Regions from separate parts of the Homo sapiens genome. Here region 2 is linked to region 1. Evidence: chromatin loops called from intact Hi-C (ENCODE). Cell type or tissue: heart right ventricle. All regions are shown on one strand. Links, peaks and the distances in the headings refer to the core of each region. The heading gives the core; the rest is flanking DNA. Region 1 overlaps SWT1 (SWT1 RNA endoribonuclease homolog). Region 2 overlaps LOC107985239 (a long non-coding RNA gene).

What was found. A loop is a pair of places that touch in the nucleus more often than their neighbours do. Peaks named below come from ENCODE experiments on the same cell type or tissue, not always from the same donor. Only the 100,000 strongest peaks of a DNase experiment are listed, where the experiment ranks them.
Region 2: a loop joins it to region 1, with 10 times the contacts of the local background. A loop is called at or near these places in 50 of 110 quality-filtered maps.

The regions. Positions count from the first base shown.
Region 1 is chr1:185,234,473-185,243,121 of GRCh38, forward strand. The region is part of intron 16 of SWT1 (SWT1 RNA endoribonuclease homolog); the gene reads left to right. Among named protein-coding and RNA genes, the nearest start is that of IVNS1ABP, 78 kb to the right of the region's middle. In heart right ventricle, for the core only: a CTCF peak has its summit at 4,172; no DNase peak of the experiment used is centred there.
Region 2 is chr1:185,674,115-185,682,763 of GRCh38, forward strand. It overlaps LOC107985239 (a long non-coding RNA gene), which reads left to right. Exons shown (of 3, transcript XR_001738340.2): 2 at 5,335-5,441; 3 at 6,590-6,791. Among named protein-coding and RNA genes, the nearest start is that of GS1-204I12.4, 32 kb to the left of the region's middle. In heart right ventricle, for the core only: no CTCF peak of the experiment used is centred there; no DNase peak of the experiment used is centred there; H3K27ac peaks cover 1,761 bases.

The DNA of each region.
Region 1 (8,649 bases), core at 2,970-5,469:
CTCCATCCCTTTATTTTGAGCCTGTGTGTGTCTTTGCACATGAGATGGGTCTCCTGAATACTGCACACCAATGGATCTTGATTCTTTATCCAATTAGCCAGTCTGTGCCTTTTAATTGGGTCATTTAGCCCATTTACATTTAAGGTTAATATTGTTATGTGTGAATTTAATCCTGCCATTATGATGTTAGCTGGTTTTCTTTGCCCGTTAGTTGGTGCAGTTTCTTCATAGTGTCGATGGTCTTTACGTACAATTTGGTATGTTTTTGCAGTGGCTGGTACCGGTTGTTCCTTTCCATGTTTAGTGCTTCCTTCAGGAGCTCTTGTATGGCAGGCCACTAGCTAGACTAATAAAGAAGAAAAGAGAGAAGAATCAAATAGATGCAATAAAAAATGATAAAGGGGATATCACCACCAATCCCACAGAAATACAAACTACCATCAGAGACTACTTATAAACACCTCTATGCAAATAAATTAGAAAATCTAGAAGAATTGGATAAATTTCTGGACACATACACCCTCCCAAGACCAAACCAGGAAGAAGTCGAATCCCTGAATAGACCAGTAACAAGTTCTGAAATTGAGGCAGCAATTAATAGCCTACCAACCAAAAGAAAAGTCCAGGACTAGACAGATTCACAGCTGAATTCTACCAGAGGTACAAAGAGGAGCTGGTATCATTTCTTCTGAAACTATTCCAAACAATAGAAAAAGAGGGAATCCTCCCTAATGCATTTTATGAGGCCAGCATCATCCTGATACCAAAACCTGGCAGAGACACAACAAAAAAGAAAATTTCAGGCAAATATCCCTGATGAACATCAATGCGAAAATCCTAATAAAATTATGGCACACCAAATCCAGCAGCACATCAAAAAGCTTATCCACCATGATCAAGTCAGCTTCATCCCTGAGATGCAAGGCTGGTTCAACATACGCAATTCAATAAATGTAATCCAGCATATAAACAGAGCCAAAGACAAAAACCACATGATTATCTCAATAGATGCAGAAAAGGCCTTTGACAAAATTCAGCAGCCCTTCATGCTAAAAACTCTCAGTAAACTCGGTATTGATACAATGTATCTCAAAATAATAAGAGCTATTTACGACAAACCCATAGCCAGTATCATACTGAATGGGCAAAAACTGAAAGCATTCCTGGCAGAAGACAAGGATGCCCTCTCTCACCACTCCAATTCAGCATAGTATTGGAAGTTCTGGCCAGGGCAATCAGGCAAGAGAAAGAAATAAAGGGTATTCAAATAGGAAGAGAAGAGGTCAAATTGTCTCCGTTTGCAGATGACATGATTGTATATTTAGAAAACCCCATCGTCTCAGCCCAAAATCTCCTTAAGCTGATAAGCAACTTCAGCAAAGTCTCAGGATACAAAATCAATGTGCAAAAATCACAAGCATTCCTTTACAATAATAACAAACAGCCAAATCAAGAGTGAACTCCCATTCACAATTGCTACAAAGACAATAAAATACCTAGGAATACAACTTTTACAAGGGATTTGAACGACCTCTTCAATGAGAACTACAAACCACTGCTCAAAGAAATAAGAGAAGACACAAACAAATAGAAAAACATTTCATGCTCATGAGTAGGAAGAATCAATATCATCAAAATGGCTATACTGCCCAAAGTAATTTATAGATTCACTGCTATTCCGATCAAGCTACCATTGACTTTCTTCACAGAATTGGAAAAAACTACTTTAAATTTCATATGGAACCAAAAAAGAGCCCACATAGCCAAGACAATCCTAAGCAAAAAATAAAAAATCCTAAGCAATCCTAACAAAACTGGAGGCATCACGCTACCTGACTTCAAACCATACTAGAAGGCTACAGTAACAAAAACAGCATGGTACTGGTACCAAAACAGAGACATAGACCAATGGAACAGAACAGAGGCCTCAGAAGTAATGCCACACATCTACAACCATTTGATCTTTGACAAACCTGACAAAAACAAGCAATGGGGAAAGGATTCCCTATTTAATAAATGGTGTTGGGAAAACTGGCTAGCCATATGCAGAAAGCTGAAACTGGATTCCTTCCTTACACCTTACACAAAAATTAACTCAAGAGGGATTAAAGACTTAAACATAAGACCTAAAACCATAAAAACTTTAGAAGAAAACCTAGGCAATACCATTCAGGACATAGGCATGGGCAAAGACTTCATGATTAAAACACCCAAAGCAATGGCAACAAAAGCCAAAATAGACCAATGGGTTCTGATTAAAGAGCTTCTGCACAGCAAAAGAAACTATCATCAGAGTGAACAGGCAACCTACAGAATGGGAGAAAATTTTTGCAATCTATCCATCTGACAAAGGGCTAATATCCAGAATATACAAAGAACTTAAATAGATTTACAAGAAAAAAACAACCCCATCAAAAAGTGGGCAAATGATATGAACAGACACTTCTCAAAAGAAGACATTTATGCAGCCAACAAACATGAAAAAAGCTCATCATCACTAGTCATTAGAGAAATGCAAATCAAAAGCACAATGAGATACTATCTCACACCTGTTAGAATGGCGATCATAAAAAGTGAAGAAACAACAGATGCTGGAGAGGATGTGGAGAAATAGGAATGCTTTTTCACTGTTGGTGGCAATTATTTCCACCATCATGGAAGACAGTGTGATGATTCCTCAAGGATCTAGATCTAGAAATACCATTTGACCCAGCAATCCCGTTCCTGGGTATATATCCAAAGGACTATATGTCATTCCACTATAAAAACACATGCACACATATGTTTATTGCAGCGGTGTTCACAATAGCAAAGACTTGAAACCAACCCAAATGCCTATCAATGATAGACTGGATAAAGAAAGTGTGGCACATATACACCATGGAATACTATACAGCCATAAAAAAGGATGAGTTCATGTCCTTTGCAGGGAGATGGATGACTCTGGAAACCATCATTCTCAGCAAACTAACACAAGAACAGAAAACCAAACACTGCATGTTCTCACTCATAAGTGGGAATTTAACAGTGAGAATACATGGACACAGGGAGGGGAACATCACACACTGGGGCCTGTCAGGGTGGGGTCTAGGGGAGGGATAGCATTAGGAGAAATACCTAATGTAGATGATGGGTTAATGGGTGCAGGAAACCACAATGGAACGTGTATACCTATGTAACAAACCTGCCCATTCTGCACATGTACCCCAGAACTTAAAGTATAATAAAATAATAATAATACTAAAGTAACAGTGGTTGGGCCCTACCTTAATCCTATTAAATCTGAATCTGAGAATGGGACCTGGTCAGACATTTCTACAGACTCCCCAACTGATGTGGGTGGAACCAGGGTTAAGAAGATTTAGCATGTATTGCTTACATAAGCAGTATCTAAAAGAAATAATTACTTGAATTTTAAGGCTAATACAATTTGTTACTCTTTCATCTTAAGGACACCTAGCACTAGGGATAAGAAAAGATTGGTAGCTCTGCTACCTTTTAGCATGTGACCTGGGGTGATTTTTTTTTTTTTTAAACAGAGTATTACTGTGTTTCCCAGGCTGGAGTACAGTGGAGCAATCACGGCTCACTGTAGCATCGAATTCCTGAACTCAGGCAGTCTTCCCACCTCAGTCTCCTGAGTAGCTGGGACTACAGGTACATGCCACCACAGTCAGCTAATTTTTGTATTTTTTGTAGAGATGGGGTTTGCCATATTGCTCAGGCTGGTCTTGAACTCCTGGGCTCAAGTGATCCTCCTTTCTTGGCCTCCCAAAATTCTGGGATTACAGGCATGAGCCACCTTGCCTGGCTTGGGGAAAATTTTTAAAGCTATCTTGAGCCTCAGTGTTCATAAAACAGCCATAATAATACCTTCCCAGAGCATTTCATGGGGTTACTATTGTGCTTTGAGAGCAAGGTGTTGGTATTACTAACCATCAGCAATTCTTAACTTGTTTGTTGGGGAATTTGTTACAAATGTAAAGTTTAAGGTTTTATCCCAGACTAACTTAAATAAAAATATCTGTAGGTATTTGTGTAGAGCAAGGAAGTTGTATTTTTAAGCTTTCCAGGGGATTTGTATGCAGGTGGTGAGAGATCACATTTAATAAAACTAATGCAATTTTTTGTAATGTTACATTAGAGAATGCTTTTCTCTTGAGCTACCAGTAGGGAGCATTGTGAATAAACTGGTTTGCTTAACTCACCATTCACTTATCAACAGGAAACTACAAAATTGTGAATTTTTTTTTTTAAACCGGGCAGATAATAGGCATTTAAATTAAAATTTAATAAAAGTTAATAATTATTTTTTCAAGTGTACATGTAGTGCTTAAAATCTTTCAAGAAACAAAATCATGTTAAATCAAAAGAAGCTCAGTTTAAAAATTTTTTTGCTAAATATTGTTTTAAAATTTTACAATTTAATTTAAATTTAAAATTAAATATTGAAATTGCATGCAATTTGTAGTGACTGCAAATTAGCATTTTTGATGCTTGCTAAAATGACCTAGTTTCATTTGGTTTTGAGATGCATGCTCAGTGATTATATGTTAGCTCTATTCCCTTTTATCTTAAAAATAGTAGATCATATATAGTGTTATATTGGGGCTCGATAATCAGGTGATCTTTAGCTTGGCCTTTCAGTTAAAGAAGTGAATGAAAACATATTTGATAGACTAACAGCTTTGGGTTCTAGTTCTAGATTTATCCCCTTGTAGCTGACTTTGGGCATGTCATTTACCCTCTAAGTCACAGTTTCTTTCCTTGTTAAATGAGAATCCTGGTACCTTCTTTAGAAGAGTGTATGAAATGATGTATGTGAAAATACTTTCTAACTATGTTTACATGCGCTAATCTTGCTTTTTCCTTAAAGTTGATATGTGAAGTTTGAAATGTTTAAAATGTGTATTTCAGTTTTAAGAAAACTCTAAACATGATTGTGGTTAAGATTGAAAAATTAGTGGAGCAGTTGTCGGTATGGTTATATATTTGGCAGCAAAATACCTAATTTTGCAAAGTTAGAAAAGGGATGAGGATCTTGCAAATTCCTATATTTTCTGAACACTTTCTTTTTAGGTAGGAGAAGAACTTCAATTAGCTTATTTGCTATTCATTTAGAAATTGCTTCTCTCCTCATCTTTTCTTTTATATGTATACAGGATTAATTTGAGCACTTTTGTTAATAGTTTTCTCATCTAACCACTAGATAGCCAAGGACAATGTTGATAATTTTTTTTTCAGATAGACAAAAGTGTTTTAAGATTTGTTTTTGGTCAGTACTACATAGTCTTAATTTATACTTTTGTAAACTTATGTCTAGATTGATCAAGTAACTCTTAAGACCACAGAAACCTTTTGCTTAGTATATAAAGATGATAAAGTTTCATTTGGAACAAAATTAATTGGAGAGTTGAATTGCAAATTTCTAAAAATAGGGAAAGTTCTACTTTCTATATTGATCAAAAACATTGTCTACATGTATTTTTGCTTAAACTGTCATCTTTGCAGAGTTAACTAAACAGGTCATGTAATCCAACTCTGAGGCACACTGTAAATGCGTGCAGCTTCAACTTGAAAGCTAATATTCAAAGCAACAATACAAGTGTTGTAGATATGTTTCTGTTTCTGTGAAATAGATGATGAGCTAGCTGCCTGATTTAGAAGCTAAGAAGGAGGGTGAAGGTGAGAAACTTTAACTTGCTTAGGTTTTATGTTTGTATTTCACCTTTATAAAATAAGGTAGAAATTATGTTTTAAAAAACAAAAAAAGGTAATATTTTAAATCCAAAAATATACTAGCTCATGCCCAAATATGTTTGGTTTAACATGTAAAACTTTGCATATGTGAGTTTCATGAACTGAAGTAGCTTTATTTGAAATGTTTGAGATAATGAGTGTTTTCTTGGTTTATTATTTTGACTCATATTTGGGGTGGGAAAGAGGCAGAGGGAATTTCTATTCCTTATAAATAGGTGCATTTTGAGGACATGCTTTTATATTAAAAGATATCTCAAGTGTATATAGCTTAGTTTTTTTTCTAGCTGTCATTTTGTTTGGTCATATTTAAATTTAGCAATAAATGACTGCTAACCGTTGTGTTTGGACATAATCATATGCTGCATGGGCATTTGTACTTGATCATAGAACAGGATTTTGGAAAATAAAACCTCAGTTTCAATTTAGGAAAGGAAGATGATTAATTTTTATTGAGTTGTTTAATCTTCTAAGTTTTAATAACCTCTGTCACATTCTTGTGGCTTTAGTTTGGAATACTTTAGACAGCTATTTTTCTAAAATAATTGCAGTCATGAAGTTTGGGGTTTTTTGGGTGTGATTTGCATATATTTTGTTTTCTTATTAAACCTCTAAAAATTAATTTTCCTTTTAATCTCCTACCCCATTTTAACGTAAGAACAGACCATATATGGTATATTTATGCATTATTTCTGGGAAAAGAAACCTTAAAATCACAGTAGCTTTTCAGATCCACTAATATGCTTCAAAGATACTGATTTTTGCTTTTGAGATAAAATTTTATTAACTTCGCCTCTTTGACTTACTGTATATATTGATAGTTGACCTCTTAAGATTTTGGAAAAGGTTATTTAGAATAGGTCATCCTTTACTTTACACAAAGATAACACACTTTAGGCTACTTCTTTAAACTAGTTGTTGAAACTAAAGATTCTGTCACAGGCATGCTAATGTGTAGAAAATAAAGACCTTAAAAACTTCATCCTTTGAAGTTTAGAAGTGACTTTTTAGACTCTGAACTCATTGCAGTGTGCAAAATATTCAGCCATTGTTATCTAGAGTGGAGGGGTTTATTCATGTTTGTGTCTGACCTACTTTCTTTGAGGCTTGGCCTTTTCACCCTTAGATAATTAGGCTTCACCTCCCACTCTTCAGTTAGGGTTTCACAGCTCCTCAGATATCACTTAGTTACCTTCTCAGACTTTCAACACCTTGTCCTTTCATCACCAAGTATATCAGTTGCTTTGTTGAGTAAGAAAAAATAATACAATTTATTGTTTAAAAATGAAAAGACTTAGTTGCTTCATCCTTCATGCCACCATTTTGTAAAAAATAATTTTATTTTTTATAATTTATTTTATAATCAGTTCCTTAATACTTTGAATGCCTCCAGGGCAGAAACTGTCTTACTTTTCTGTATCTGGAGCCTTGCACAGGTAATGACACATAGTAGATGGTCAGTAAGTGATTATTTAATGAGTGTTTTATAGTCTTTGTGATAGAAGGCAACTTTTTTTAAGGCTGAATGCTAATTATACTACATTATGACATTAGATGAATAGTTAATGTAGAGGTTTTAAAAGAGGTATAGAAGAGAGATGAGCAAGCTATGAAAGGTTAAAGAATAAGAAAATCAGGAGGAAGGAGAAAGACTGGAAGAGAGAGAGATTAAGGAGATTAAAAAGGCATTTATGTCTGGAGCAGATGATGGAGCCTCCAGTAATTCACCCAAATGTCTCTTCGGGTTACATTGTTATCCTTGATTACTTTATCAACTATAGATTATTACTTATGGATTACTCTCTAGATCAACTATGTAAAATAGGGCTAGTAGAAGGAAAGATAGGATCTAATGGAAGAGTTAGACTCAGGGAATATAAGCAGGCAGTTCTTGTTATATTATAGACACATATAAGGTCATATGTGTAAAATATAGACAGTTATTAAGAGCTTTTATGGTATCTATATTGCAGTTTGACAAGCACAGTTAATGTGTATATCAAATTTTAAATGTAATATGTAATAAAATTTTTATTAAAGTAGCTGATAAAATACGTGGCATTCACGTATCAGTCGGACTGAATTTTTCAGTAACCAGCTGATTTTTTTAAACCTGGGTCTGTATGTTACTGAAGATAATACATCACTATGACTTAATTTTTAGAATAACTGGATTTCATTTTACATATCTAAAACTCTTATCTGTGTTTCCCAGCATTTGTCATTCAAGAATTGGAAATAAAGACCTTATATTTACCTTTTAAGGTAACCTCCGCTGATACTTATATCAGCGGAGAAATGCCGCAGTTATTCCCATCGCCCCTAGAGTGGACTTAGGTGTTAGTGTTCCCTTGGCCAGTATAATTCAGTTTTGGATGACAGAGTTAAATGTATCCCATCATAAATTATCAAATCACATCCAAATTAAGCAATTAAATATAATATGAAGATTACTTCTTGAAGACAACAAATATTTTAACTTGTTTATGGAGTTTTTATTTATAATCTGTTCTTTTATTTAAAATTTACTTCTTGTTTTATACCTGACTAATTCTACCTAATGATTTATTGTTCTGATATTTAATTAAAATTCCTTGCTATTAAGTCTCGTTTTAAGAAATGCTAAAACCACCAGATGGAATAAATGACCTAATAAGTCAGTGATGTTAAACACCAGTAAAAGAAATGAAATTAGGGAGAAATCAATAGAAGGGTCTGAATAAGGGCTATCATAATAATTTTAACTTAAATAACAAGTATGTATAGTAAGTATATGGGATAAAGCCAGATGATCAGTTCTAATTCATTCTTACAAAGCAGTTATATAAAAGGCGTAAAGGTAGAGTATACCCTATACTCTAGGATACATTCTAACTAGTTGGGTTTTTGTTT
Region 2 (8,649 bases), core at 3,355-5,854, 440 kb after region 1:
CTTTGGAACACTGAATATGAAACACAAAGTAGAACTTCAGAACTGATGAACTATTATTAGAAGTGGTTTGATTTGAAAATGTGGAAGTCAATTGTGGGAAGAGGGCATAAGGATGGAGATAACTATGTTTAAAACTTATTTTGAAAGTAGACAACAGCTAACATTAGTGTTCCGTGATGACGGGAAGTGGAGACAATGCAGCTGCTAAATGAGTCCCTTTAAATATTGACATGACTGACTCTAGTGCGACATGTTTAGTAGGAAGTGGGAGAGGAAGTAAAAATAGACCAAAGCAAACATTTGCTCAAGATAGACGAAGAGCAATACATCCTCTCTGTGCCCCTCCACCCCTATGAAAACATGGCTCTAAGCTTCTGACAACTTTTTTTCTCCCGTTTCTATTGTTATGGTCATGGTCATGATTTAGCACATTCTGGTGACTTTCATATATGCTCCTCTGACCAAATTCTAGATAAATGTTTTATGTTTACATTGTCACAACTCTTCAGGAATGAAGGTTACTCTCTCCCTTCATTAGAGACCGAAAATAAATGTTCAGCAGTAGAATCTTTTTCAACATTACTTTAAAAACGCAATCTCAAGGGGTCTCAGTTTTAAAGATTATGGAATTATGTATAGACTCCTACAAAATAAATGGGAGAAGTGGAGGCAACTGCTTAGGTTCCTGAGGACAGATATTGTTTTTCTGAAAGTTTTAGTTAATTGAAGCAACAGTCAGTAAGATCTGATGCAGTTGGACGATAGCTCTGTTCTCTACTGTGTCTTTCATGCATGATGTGGACAAAAATTCCTGTAGAGAAATTGAAAAACAGAGGAATGAACAGAACATGAAAGAAGTTTCTTTTATCTCTCTTTTAATAAGTGAAAATAATGGGCTATGAAAGTTAACTCACTCAAACTATATAGGATGTTAGGCAACAATTTTTCTATGTAAAGTAACTGAATTCATTGCATCTCAGTTTCTGTTGTCTGAGAAAATATTCCTAGAGGCATGTCAGGTAGGATTTGTAGAAAGATGGTAAACACTTTAAGAAGGGTCCACTTATTTCTCTCTGTCTCTTCTCATTGTGCTGAGTAGATGCATTTAGAATTAGATTGCATTAAAAATTTTTAAATGGTAGGCATTCATTGAGCGAAATGATAAAAATTCTTATTCTCTACTTAACTTTCTGCTTCATTCTTATTTAAACTGCACATTTTATTTAAAACTAAGTACCTAAAAATGAACAATGTGCTGGTGAGTGTATCCGTTCTTCTGCCTAAGCACACCTTGGTAAGGAATGATAGTAATAAACCCTGAGAATATATGGGAAGTGCTGTTCTAAAATGAAATCATAAAACTTACACAAAATGACAAGCAGGCAGCTTGAAGGAGAGGGAAATGGTTCTGAAATATGGGCAGAATTCTGGCTTACATCTTGGCACTTTCAGGAGTTGCAGTATGGAAGAAAAAGCAGAGTTCATGTGAATTATTTGAATTTTGCTAACTGGGATAGGCTGGGGAAGGTGTGTCATAGTCAGATTAATAGCATAGGCTTTGAAACTTGACCAGCTTGGGTTTGAATTGTAATAGGCTCTACCCTTCTAGAGCTGGTGTAAATAAAGTGCTTAGCACAGTGTAGCATGCAGCAAGTGCTGAATAAATGGTACCTCTATTCACAAGGGAGCAGATACCGACGTGAAGTAATCTGATGTTAACTGGTAGAGTTCTCCTGTCATCCACCCTCAGCATCTCATTTCACAGTATATGAAGTGCCATCTTAAGTTTTAATTTCTTCACATCTTAAAGCCTTTTTAATCTTCCAAAAGTCAATTTTAAAAGGCTCTGGATCTCTTCTTATCATTAGCTAGTATAAATAGAGGTCAGTTTAATTTTCTACTATGTATTTTAAATGATCAAAATGACAATTCATTTTATTAATAATTACTAAAAGTACCTATATTTTTGGAAAGTATACATCCAAGATAAGCTTATTAGGAATTAGCTGTGTCACAGTGTTTTTCAAATTGTGTTTCACTTTATTATACTATCTATGATATCTGCTTTGTAAAAAAAAGTTGCCATAATCTAATAAGGTTGAGATATGCATACCTGAAGACTCACAATGCACATCAGCATATTAAAGTTCTGAAACTATTCTACAGAAAAGAAACCTTTGCTTAACCTAGAATTTTCCAAACCAATTTGACTAGAGACTACTGTTGTTAGACAACATCTGTTAATATGCCATAGTTACATTTTGGTTTAAGACTACATTCTAGTTTAAGAGATTATTTTCCAAACTTAATAGTTAACTGGGAAAGTCAGACTCTTTAGGAATAGAGCATAGATTAGGCACTTGTGACAAGTGGATAGCAGAGAGGATCCTAAAAGGGAAGGCAAGAGGATGACAGTGAACTCTGTCCTACATAAAAAGAGCAGAGAAGAGATTCATGCAACTATTAGTCTACTTATAGTTTAGTTACATGCTTAGCCACTGACCTGTGTCTAACTTAAATCAGTGAACTATCTGCTTCCCAGTTTTTTCTCCATCAAATGTCAGGGGGCAAGGTGAGATACCTTCTAGGGTTCCTTCTAGATCAGCTATCCTAGTCTTTAACTATTTTGTTTTGAAAAAAAGTATGGTATTTTTTACTTTGGTGGCAGTAGTGGTGGTATACATTTATGTTACCTTTATAGAGGTCTATTTGTTTTCTTTCAGGAAATCTAGACTGTCCTATACATCAGTGAAAAACTTTGATATAAAGAATTTTAGTCTTTTTTATAGTTTGAAGAATACTGCTTATTATAGCTCGAAGTTTCCATTTAAATATGTTTTATTAAAGCAAAAACTGAATTAATTTAAGTTTTTTTTAAGTAGTGGGAGTTATTTTAGGTGGACCAGATCAACTCATGATTTCATTGTTTCATCTTTTATGTCCACTTGGCTTACTGGCAAACAAATGGAATTAATCTTTAAACAATGGAAGAATTAGAAGATACCTCATGCTCAGTGGCTAACTGGAATTACTCCATAAGCCAACAATTGTATTTCACTAATGTGTTCGCTGTTGACTCAGGTTATCATGGTCTTGGAGAGGGATTGTTGTATTTTCATACAACCAGCCCTGCATGTCAGGTGGTTAGCTTTTGTTTTGAGATGAGCTGTAGAGGATTCAGAAGCTTTAGGGACTTAATAGCCATAAAGTGGGTTGGTTGACAAAGGTGCAGAATAAAAAGAGAGATCTAGAGGGCATTACTAACTTCTGAATGAAAGGTATGCATATCACTGGATTTTTACAGTAGCAGGTGATCATGAGTTACTGTTTTTAAACTTGCTCACTTTTGCCTTACGTAAGGGAGGTATTTTGATAAAATCCATGGTTACATTGTAAAATAATTATTCATCCATTAAAGCAATTCCAATGGTACTATTTTAGACATAAAGCATACCAATACTGTTTGTAGCCAAATTTAATAATGATACTACAAGAATTATTTTTCTACCCAAGAACTTTTTTTTTTCTCTTTTCCCTCCTTCAATTCCTGGCATGGGAGAGAGAATAATTTCTGTAAAACCGAAGTCTTTTCTCAAGACAACGTGATTATGCAGAACATTAGGTCTCCTTTTTTACCAAACAGGAAGTGCTTTGAACTTGTTGGATGATAACATGTCAGCATTTATTTTTGATGAACAACTCAAGAATATGAAATTGATTTGAATTAAAAATTATTTAATAAGTTTCATTTAATATTCATCCTTTGGAGCTGTAGTCAGCTCCAAATGAACTCTAATAATCTTTAAATCTGTTAAATCACTTTAATAATCTTCATCTTTTTAATTTAATTGATGTATTTATTGTCTTTTAATATCCAGAAAGATGACCATTTCTTACCTTGGAGAAAGGACATTAGGATTATATACCTCACTGGCTGAGTTTAGAAAAGTAGTAATTATCTTTCAGTGATAACAAGTGTATAGCTCATAATAGAAGAATTCATATTTCCTAAGATTTTTAAAGAAGTACTGCTCAATTTAGCAAAATTGTTACAGTTTTACAATTGCACCTCTTCTCTTTTTAGGTGTTAAATTGCATTTGGACTTTTATGGCTAAACAAAACAAATATTTCAAGAGGTAAGAAGGTACATGATGAACACACTTCCTTAGTTAAATGAAAATAAAGGAGTTTTAAAGAGGAAAATTGAACTAACCAAGTTGAAATAAGGTCTGAGGAAAATCTAGATCTCAGACACAAAGGAAATCTTTATCTTTTAAAAAATTCCAAAAGGCTTGCACTTATACCAAGCTTTTGAGTTGAGAATAAAGGCCAAATGCAATAAATTTAAAAAAAAAACCTGTTGGAAATGTTTAACGATATGCATGGAGACATATTCTTCAATCCAGATATGAGCTTGGAAATTTAATATGAAGCTTGTATTACTAAATGTGCAATTATAAAAGGGAGGATGTGCAGTGGCCTAGAATTTTCTGTACATGGGCTTGGACTTTGGGGAATGGAAGATTCGTGTTTGAATTCATGAATTCATGAGTTTTGTCATCATGTACACATCATGTCATTTGAGCAGCCTTAGCTTCCTCATCTGCAAAGGGACAAGACTATCAATTATTGCACTGACCTTTAAGACCATTTTCACCTTATTATTTTATAATTCTATGATTTATAATGGTAGTTTTTCTCTAGATAGCATTTTTCTGAGATCCAATTGGATCCTTTGATCCTTTGAGATACAATATTTTTGCATTTAAAATAACATATGGCATCCTTTCAATTACCTGAAGAAACAGAAAAAGGTTTATTTCAACTTTAAGAAGACTTATTTTTAATAATCCTGAAATTTTGAGGCATTAACTATTACTAGACACAGACCAGATTAGGAACTGGGGCTTATTAACATTTTGCTCTTCTGAAATTTTTATCATTAAGTCATTTTTGTGAAGAAGTTTCAAATAACATGGTTAAAATTCTCAGAGAATAACAGAAATGAAAATGAGTAAGATCAACATCAAACCACCACTATCCATCCTGACAAATGCCTTATAGTTCCAAAAATTCTCACAAACTGTTTCATAGATTTGGGCCTTGATCCCATCACCATTCCAGGAAAAAACAAATACCTACGTGAAGCAAGTTGGTAACTTAGTCATAACTCTTAAGATAGCTCTTGCGTTAGGGAAGCTGAAGTGTGAAAAGACAATGAGGATTTCCTTTCATTTGGCAGGACAAATAGGATTATAGAGTAAATCCATTGAAGAGGAAGAGAAACAAGGCACCTTGACCCTGACTGAACTTCCTTGTGTGATTCCCCCCAGGGGTGAGGAGAATGAGCTGACAGATTCTCAGTAATGCAGCCAAGGATGTGAAGAGGCAGGTCCGGAGCTTGCTGGAAGGACCAACTGTGCACACTCACGTTGGCAAGGTAATGAGTGGGAAGACAATACGTGCTCCAAAGCATCAAATGGCCTTGCTGTCCCTCTAAGCTTCTTCCTCTATTATATAACATCCTAACAAGGTTTTAATGAGAACCCAAATAGTGTTTTATTTAGCTGTGAACTGTAAACCACTTGGATACACTCTCCACTGGCAAAGTAAAATAACAGTTTTTATTACACCTGTGGTATAGATAGAAGGATAATGTAGCCAAATGAAAATCTAAAACAATCGATTGTTTCTGCAGCAAGTCTTTTGCTATGATTTGCCCCAAATATGCAACTTGATGGCTCAGCTTCACTCCCTTTCCTTTCTTTGACTCATGAGATTCAAAGAGCTCTAGAATGTTAAGGAGAGTCAGAAGGAACAGGACAGGAAATAGAGCAGTAAAAAGAAGAAAAGGTGCTAGATTTTATACAACCTGGGCAATCAGGACAGAAGTTTCTAAGACTTACTGCTTCAAATACTCTTCAAGGATCAAACTAATTAAATCAAACAATGTGAAAGGGAGGACAGTCATATTCATTCATTCATTCATTCATTCATCATTTGTTAAGTTACTCAACAAATGAATGTTTTATCGCCCACTGTGTCCTTGCTACAGCCTAGAGGTGAACTTGTGTCCATGACTCTTTCCTTCCTCTATAAACAGGTTCAGCTCCTCACCTGCCCTCCCCCTTGGGCTCAGACACCTGAAGCACACACTTCGCTGCATGCACTGCTACCTCTGCCTATCTTCCCAGGCTGGCTTCCTGAATGCCACTGGCTCTTCTTATCAGTTCACTGAATCTTTGCTCCTACCCTTGGTTTGGGTCCCATTCTTGTCTTCGTCATCTCCTTGAACTTAACCACTAGCTGAGCAACCCCTGATGAACATGATCTTCAAAATTCTGTTTTTTACTTCTCTAACACTCTCTCACTTATGAAGGCTCTCTTTCACCATGAGGTCACACGGCTCTGGCACAGTGCTTAGCACACATTAAGCCCTTACTCTATGTTTATTGAATAAATGAATGAGGGCCTTGGAGCCTCTTTGGCTCCTTCTACCCTTTCTCTGAGCCACAGATGTCACTTCCCCTCTGCTGTCACCTACAGCAACCAGCGTGCCCCACAGACTCACTTCCTATGTACTTTCAGCTCCGGAATCCCAGCTGAGCCAAGGCCCTGGCTTTACTTTACCTGGGAGAAGAGATCAGACCTCTACCCTCCGAAATAGCTGACCATTCATCTGGCAAATAATGGAACACCCTGACTGATTTCCTTGTGTTGGCTGTGTTAAAATAGCTTAATAATCTCCATGCAACAGAACTCCCTTGAGTAAATGTGAGTTTCAGACCCATCAGTGTTTGTGGCAATTATTCTGAACTGTTTTCCTTTAGCTAACCTGCTCGCATTTCTATCCTTCCCCTCACTTCCCAGATCTTACTTAGCTCAGCCTTCCAGGTACCCTTTCTTTTTTTTTCCTGAAAATTTTTTTTTTATTTTATTTTATTATTATTATACTTTAAGTTTTAGGGTACATGTGCACAATGTGCAGTTTAGTTACATATGTATACATGTGCCATGCTTGTGTGCTGCACCCATTAACTAGTCATTTACCCTTTTAATCTGATCTCTTGGAGCTAGTGTTTGTTTCTGACCTCTGATTCCTGATTTATGGCTCCCTCTTGTGGATATTGGCTTGGGTTTGCTCCACCAATGTATTCAGCCGAATTGGTTCTGAACAGCCCCTTCCCAAGCAAGGAGAGGTTTGAATAATTATAATATAATGATATAGTAATATGATACAACAGAAGTATGGCTAAGGTATATTACACATAAGGAAGGCCTAAGTCTGTCTGGGAGAGTCAGGTTAGCTATACAGAATTGTGAATTGGAAGGAGAAGTGGGAGGTTTCCAGGTAGACAAAAGGAAAAGATTGTTGGGTCATAGGACAATATACTTTGGTAATTAGGGTAATGGAGCCAGGAAAAAAGGGAGTCCAAGATAGGGTTCAAGCCAGGTTTCTGACTTCAGCAGCTAGGTGCCGGCCCCATATTAGAGAAAGCTGCAAGTTTAGAGTTGGTAGGTACTTATCTTGGTTTAATATGATACTTCATAGATAATGGAAATTACTACTAATACTATAAATTACTAGCCTTAAATATTCTTAAATATTTTGAACACATAGTTGAATATTTATAAGTGTCATTTACATTCAGGTAATTGATCAAAATATTATTTTGGCCACCATTAAAAGAGTTTTCCCAGTTTTTTTTTTTTTCTGTAGACCTCCGTGGTCATCCAAAGTCATTGATCAAGATACATATTTTGGCTTTAATGTACTCTTAGAAAAATGAAACTATATATGGATGCCCTTGTATATTATAGGCTTTTAGTATTTGACCCTGTTTCATTAGTCCAAACTTATGAGATTTATTCACGTGTTCATTTCATAAGAACGTTTTCGGCTTCTTCAAGGTGCAGGCCCTGTGTAATACCATGATGGTGAAGATCATATAAAATTGGGCCTATCTAGTGCGGCTATACTGGAAAATTTGCAACAGTGATCTTCCCTTCTGCTTCGTTATGCTCTATGAATTGTTAGTAGCTTTTGCAAAGTATACTTTACCTTAAAATTGATGGAATTAAATGTGTTGAAGGATAGCTCTAGCTATTGGGCTGTGTCATCACTGAGCAAGATTTTCATAGGTTCTGAAATATTGTCACTGCAGTGGCACCAATAAAATTAAGTTCAAAGTTATGGTAAAAGAGCAAAGTGAGTTAAGTGTATATTCTTTGAAAATACTCTTTATTTGATGTGAATTCTTCTTGACAGACAATGTAATTTTACTCAAAATTGAGGTCGTAATCTGCCTCGAAGAGAAAAATGCCACAAAACTAGAGCATATTATTCATCTTACCTTATCATGAGGTTGATTTGTTTATCTGTACTTAATTTTGGATTGGGAGAAGGTGAGTAGAGACCCATGTCACCTACTACTTACTTAAACCTGTCAGAATTTACAACTTTCATATCATTAGTAGAACAAATAATATGCATATATATTTTGCTTTTAACTTTTTAAAAATGGAAATAAGCCCCAGGGAAGAAACAAAAGTTGTTTTATCTTCAGTTAACTTAATATTTAACTTAAATGGGCCTAGCAACCATTTAAAATATCAATGCATTTAATTTCATTTATGAATACGGTATG